Regions from separate parts of the Homo sapiens genome. Here region 2 is linked to region 1. A link is an interaction called in ENCODE POLR2A ChIA-PET data of the cell type or tissue named here. Cell type or tissue: PC-9. All regions are shown on one strand. Links, peaks and the distances in the headings refer to the core of each region. The heading gives the core; the rest is flanking DNA.

Region 1 (2,910 bases), core at 183-2,682:
TAGTGTGGCTTTTGTAGAGAAGGACTTTCACTTGCAGTTTTGGGTTTTAGTGTGCCAGTTGGGAAAGGTGTGATGACTCTAGTTCTAGATAGGTGCAGTGGTTTAGCTTCTGTGGAGTTTCTTCAGCTGCGTTCTATGACAGCAATAGCTGTGGGTACCTTAGTAGCCTGTGCTGTAGAAGTCTGTGGCAGCAGCAGTGTAGGTTGTGAATGTCCTTGGTGTCAAGGGCTTTTAGGGTCCTCCTAGTCTCATTTTCTCCACAATGGAGAGACTTAGCTGAGGAGATCACTCTTAGTATCAGGTCTGACATAGTCTACAGGCAGGTGCAGAGGCACTGGGTTCTAGGTGCATGTGCTCTGAGTGGCTGTAGGGTCAGGTACTAGGCTCAGGGTCTCACAAACCTATTGTGGCACCCAGGTCTTGGGGTGCAGGTTTGTTTTCTGAGGCAGAGTTGGATGTAGATTGCCTATAGTGTCAGGATATCTGACTTACAGTAACTTCCTGGAAGCTCAGGTCCAGGCGGGCAAGTTATGCCTGTGATTCTACCCCTGGGGGGAAGGGCATAGCACCGGCCTGACTCCAGGGAAGAAGAGTTGCTCTGGCGGTATGGGCCTGGGGAGTAGAGTAAAGCTGCAATTCAGGAACCAGAGTCAATGAGCTCAGTGACAACTCAGGTTCCAGAGGACGAAGCACCATGTAGTAGTGACTCTAGACCCTAGGATGGTGGGGCTTGGCAGTATCCCAGACTCTGTGAGGCCAGGGGCAACGGCAGCAAGGGCTCCAGAATGGTAAAGCACATCTGTCATTTGGGCTCTGGAGGGGCAGGGAACAACACAGAGATGACTCCACTCCTCAGGGAAAGGACTGTCTCAGCAGCTCAGGCTCTAAGGAGCTAGTCTCACTGCAGGAAAACAGGCTACTAAAGTTGTTTGGCCTGTAGAATAGGGTGTCTCTGCTCAGCCACTGATCTGTTTCCCTGGGATGTAGGGTACCACATCAGCTCAACCCTGGGATATGCAGCTGTTCAGCTTGACCAAGGCACATATTCTCCAGGGGACTATGTGTCATTTCAGCTCAAGCCTGGGGTGATGGGAGCATAACTGTTCTGGGAAGCCTAGGCACTGTCTCCCTGAGATGCAGGGCATCACTTCAGCTTAGGTACTGGGGTGTGTGACCCCTCCAGGGGGCTGGGGCACCATTTCCTGGGATGTGGGACACTGCTTTAACTTAGGCACTGGGGAGATGTGACTTCTTTATGTGGCCCAGCTACTGTTTTCCCAGGAGGAAGGTTACTGCTTCAATTCTGGCCCAAGGGGCTGGAGGGAGGGGTAGGTGGAACAGCTGCATTTCTGCTTAGCTTCCTTGGGAAGAGTATAACAGCTGCTTGCAGCTCAGCATGGGGCTGTTGGGTCAGTGGCCAGGGATAGTTCATTGTCAGCTTAGCCTCAGGGATAAAGGGAAGCCATGGCTACTACTTACGCCTGCAGCATAATACTCCAGCTTTAGTCCCAGTTCCAAGATGACATAGTGCAGTAGCTGCATGGGCCACACGGGGGCGAGCACAGTATCAACTACCTTCTCTGGGAGGAAGCACAGCTATGTGAACTCCAGGCAGCTCCTTGAGCTGGGCTTAGTGCCTGTGATGAATGCAAGGAACTCCAGTGGTGAGGTTTGTAGGTGTCAAAGGTGGTGATGAGGGTTGCTGGGATCCTCATGCTTAACTCCTCACCATAGAAAGAAGTTCCTCCTGGTTTTCAGCTGACCCCAGCTGGGAGATGCAGTGGTGGAGGCTTGGCATTTCCTTCCATTCTTTTTTTTTTTTTTTTTTTTGAGACAGAGTCTCGCTCTGTCGCCCAGGCTGGAGTGCAGTGGCGTGATCTCCGCTCACTGCAGGCTCCGCCTCCTGGGTTCACGCCATTCTCCTGCCTCAGCCTCCCGAGTAGCTGGGACCACAGGTGCCCGCCACCACGCCCGGCTAATTTTTTGTATTTTTAGTAGGGACGGGGTTTCACCATGTTAGCCAGGATGGTCTCGATCTCCTGAGCTCGTGATCAGCCTCCCAAAGTGCTGGGATTACAGGCATGAGCCACCGCACCTGGCCTCCTTCCATCCTTTATGTGTCCATCTCAAGTTTCTGAGCTCACTGGGGTTTCTGTTACTCCTCTGATGCACTCCAGCATGCTCTCTCAGTTGTTTTCACTAACATGTAGTTGTTTATTCGTTGTTCTGGCCGTCTTCACGAAGGGGACCAGTGCTAGGGTATATTAGTCGGCCATCTTGCTCTGGACTCTGGTTTTTCAGCTGGTAGGATCGTAGAATTACCAGCACTGGTACATACAATTGTCTAAGTCCTTGTTTAATTAAATCTTCCACAATTGGTGAGAGCCCTTGAAATGCTTTGGGTTTTAGTGACTATTGGAGTAATTTAGGCAAAGGTTTAGAATAATCTTTTGGATTTTTGTAGGTTCCACATTTTCAATCCTTCCTGTATCAGTTGAGGAAGAGGCCCATAAACATACAGGTATTTTAGAAACATCAGGGGCATTACAGTCCTGATTTTTAATCTTATCAATTTCTGCCCATAGAGAGCATAACAATTCTGGTGCAGAAGAGTCAGGAAACTCTAAGATTATTTCTCTTTCTGAGAAGAATATATACATGCTTTTAGCTTTGGAGAATGTTCCATGTGCTGATGAATAGAATGTATATTCTGCAGTTGTTGGGTAGAATGTTCTGCAAATGTCTGTTAAGTCCATTTGTTGTAGGGTATAGTATAAGTCCATTGTTTCTTTGTTGACTTTCTGTCTTGATGACCTGTCTAGTGCTGTCAGTGGAGTATTAAAGTCCCTCACTATTGTGTTGCTGTATATCTCATTTCTTAGGTCTAGTAGTAATTGTTTTATAAATTTG
Region 2 (2,910 bases), core at 312-2,811, 49 kb before region 1:
TCCCACTGCATCGCCCAAATGCCTGTACAGAATAAACACTCCACTTAGCTAAGTATTGACTACCTATTGTTCTTGCATGAAAGGCAATAAAACAATAGGGATCTGGATTTCAGTATGTTTTGGGTTCTGGGAATAATTGTAGTTTAGAAAAATTGTGATGTCTTGAATTCTCTAAATGTTTGTGCACGAGGCCAGTGCTCTTATAATCTTAACCTGTTGGCGCCTATATTTGTTCTCACACTGCTATAAAGAACTACATGAGGCAGGACATGGTGGCTCAGGCCTGTAATCCGAGCACTTTGGCAGGTCAAGGGAGATGCAGATCACTTGAGGTCAGGAGTTCGAGACCAGCCTGGCCAACATGGTAAAACCCTGTCTCTACTAAAAATAGAAAAGTTAGTTAGGCTTGGTGGCACACCCTGTAATCCCAGCTATTTGGGAGGCTGAGGCAGGACAACTGTTTGAACCCAGGAGGTGGAGGTTGCAGTGAGCCGAGATTGTGCCACCGCACTCCGGCCTGGGAAACAGAGTGAGACCCTGTCTCAAAAAAAAAAAAAAAAAAAAAAAAAAAAAGGAACTACCCGAGACTAGGTAATTTATGAAGAAAAGAGGTTTAATTGACTCACAGTTTAATTGACTCACAGTCCACAGGCTGTACAGGAAGCATGAGTGGAAGGCCTCAGGAAACTCACAATCCTGGTGGAAGGTGAAAGGGAAGCAAGCACGTCTTACCATGGTGGAGCAGGAGAGAGAAAGAGCAAGGGGGAACAGACACACACTTTTAAACCATCAGATCTCGTGAGAACTCAGTCATTGTCATGAGAACAGCATAAGGGAAACCGCCCCTGTGATCCAATTACTTCCCACCAGGTCCCTCCCCTGACACGTGGGGATTACAATTCAACATGAGATTTGGATGGGGACACAGAACCAAACCTTACCAGCCCCTGAAGATGGAGCCAACTGATTATCAGAGGGAGAGCCAGAGGCATTTTCCTAAACATGAACATGCCTAGATAGGATAGAGTTCTCCCAGCCTGTTTTGGTTTCCCAGGGAAAAAATCTTGGCTACTCCTCACACTTGGACATAATAGGAGGGCTTTCCTTGGCTCAAAATAAGAAAAGTAGACCAGTCACAGTGGTTCACGTCTGTAATCCCAGCACTTTGGGAGGCTGAGGTGGGTGGATCACCTGAGGTCAGGAGTTCAAGACCAGCCTGGCCAACATGGCAAAACACTGTCTCTACTAAAAATACAAAAATTAGCCAGGCATGGTGGCGAGCACCTGTAATCCCAGCTACTCAGGAGGCTGAGGCAGGAGAATCACTCTAACTCAGGAGGCAGAGGTTGCAGTGAGCCGAGATCATGCTACTGCACTCCAGCCTGGGTGACGGAGCAAGACTCCATCTCAAAAAAAAAAAAAAAAAAAGAAAAGAAAAAGAAAAAGAAAAGTGGATCTTAGAGACCAGGAGATCTGTGACTTTGTCCAATGTCTCTGACTTCAGCAAGGGCAAAACTGGACCAAGAAGCCCTGTACTATTCCAGGCATGCCACACTTCCATAATGCCCAGGCCTGACCTGCATACCACGGGGGTGATTCTGAGCCTGTGAGAAGGTGAGTCAGGGAGTCAAATTATGCGAAGAAGTAGCTGGGTGTGGTGGCATGCACCTGTAGCCCCAGCTACTCAGGAGGCAGAGGTGGGAGGATCTCTTGAGCCCAGAAGTTTGGGGCCAGCCTGGGCAACATAGCAAAGGCCCATCTCTAAAAACTTAAAATAAAAATATAGGCCTCAAGAAAAAGAAAAGTGGATCTTAGAGACCAGGAGATCTATGACTTTGTCCAATGTCTCTGACTTCAGCAAGGGCAAAACTGGACCAAGTAGCCCTGTACTATTCCAGGCATGCCATACTTCCATAATGCCCAGGCCTGACCTGCATACCCCGGGGGTGGCTCATGCCTGTAATTCCAGCACTTTAGGAGGCCGAGGTAGGAGGATCGCTTAAGCCCAGGGGTTTGAGACCAACCTGGGCAACATGGAAAAAATAAAAAATAAAATAAAATAAACACAAGTAATTCACCATTTGTTTATGATATCAAGGAAAATCTACTGGTATCTTCTACTTTATAGACTGCCAAGAATGTCAACATTGTGCCGTGGGATGAGAAAATGAGAAAAAAATTAATTAAAATAGACTGCCAAGAATGGATATTTTGAAAGCATTTTGTGCTTTCTTATTTTGTCACTAATCCAGGGATGCATTGTAACGGAAAGAATATATACAAAATCTTATTGCAAACTTCTTGGTTGTGCCACAGGCTCTGCCTCAGTGTTCACAGTCTGCCGTGTGCAGTGTGTGAGAATGACTTCTTAGAGGGGTTTAAGATATCCATCCTGTTGTTGAAGCTCACAAGGAAGGCTGATCCCAGAGACAAATACAGCATGGCAGGGAAAGCAGAACTATCCCATCATGTGGCTGGCTGAAACTTGAGCTGACATTCAGCATTTTACAGACATTAGACAAAAACAAATACTCTTTGAAATATGGATGTAAGCAAAAATTAAGAATTCTTGACCATGAATAGGAACAAATAGTTTGAGGCAAGAAGTAAACAATGCAGGCCAGGCGCGTGGCTCACGCTTGTAATCCCAGCTTGAGAGGCCAAGGTGGGCGGATCACCTGAGGTCAGGAGTTTGAAACCAGCCTGGCCAACATGGCGAAACCCTGTCTCTACTAAAAATACAAAAATTAGCCTGGTGTGGTGGCATGTACCTGTAATCTCAGCTACTTGGGAGGCCGAGGCAGGAGAATTGCTTGAACCTGGGAGGCGGAGGTTGCAGTGAGTGGAGATCATGCTACTGCACTCCAGCTTGGGAGACAGAGCAAGACTCCGTCTCAAAAAAGAAAAAAA

The links. Peaks named below come from ENCODE experiments on the same cell type or tissue, not always from the same donor. Only the 100,000 strongest peaks of a DNase experiment are listed, where the experiment ranks them.
Region 2: POLR2A ChIA-PET joins it to region 1 with 6 read pairs; 9 of 35 experiments call an interaction of 5 or more read pairs at or near these places.

What each region holds. Positions count from the first base shown.
Region 1 is chr2:20,410,063-20,412,972 of GRCh38, forward strand. The region is part of intron 4 of LOC105373465 (a long non-coding RNA gene); the gene reads right to left. Among named protein-coding and RNA genes, the nearest start is that of RHOB, 36 kb to the right of the region's middle. RefSeq lists an enhancer at 1,426-1,720. In PC-9, for the core only: a CTCF peak has its summit at 1,520; a DNase peak (open chromatin) is centred at 1,579.
Region 2 is chr2:20,361,304-20,364,213 of GRCh38, forward strand. No RefSeq gene overlaps it. Among named protein-coding and RNA genes, the nearest start is that of PUM2, 12 kb to the left of the region's middle. In PC-9, for the core only: no CTCF peak of the experiment used is centred there; a DNase peak (open chromatin) is centred at 1,608.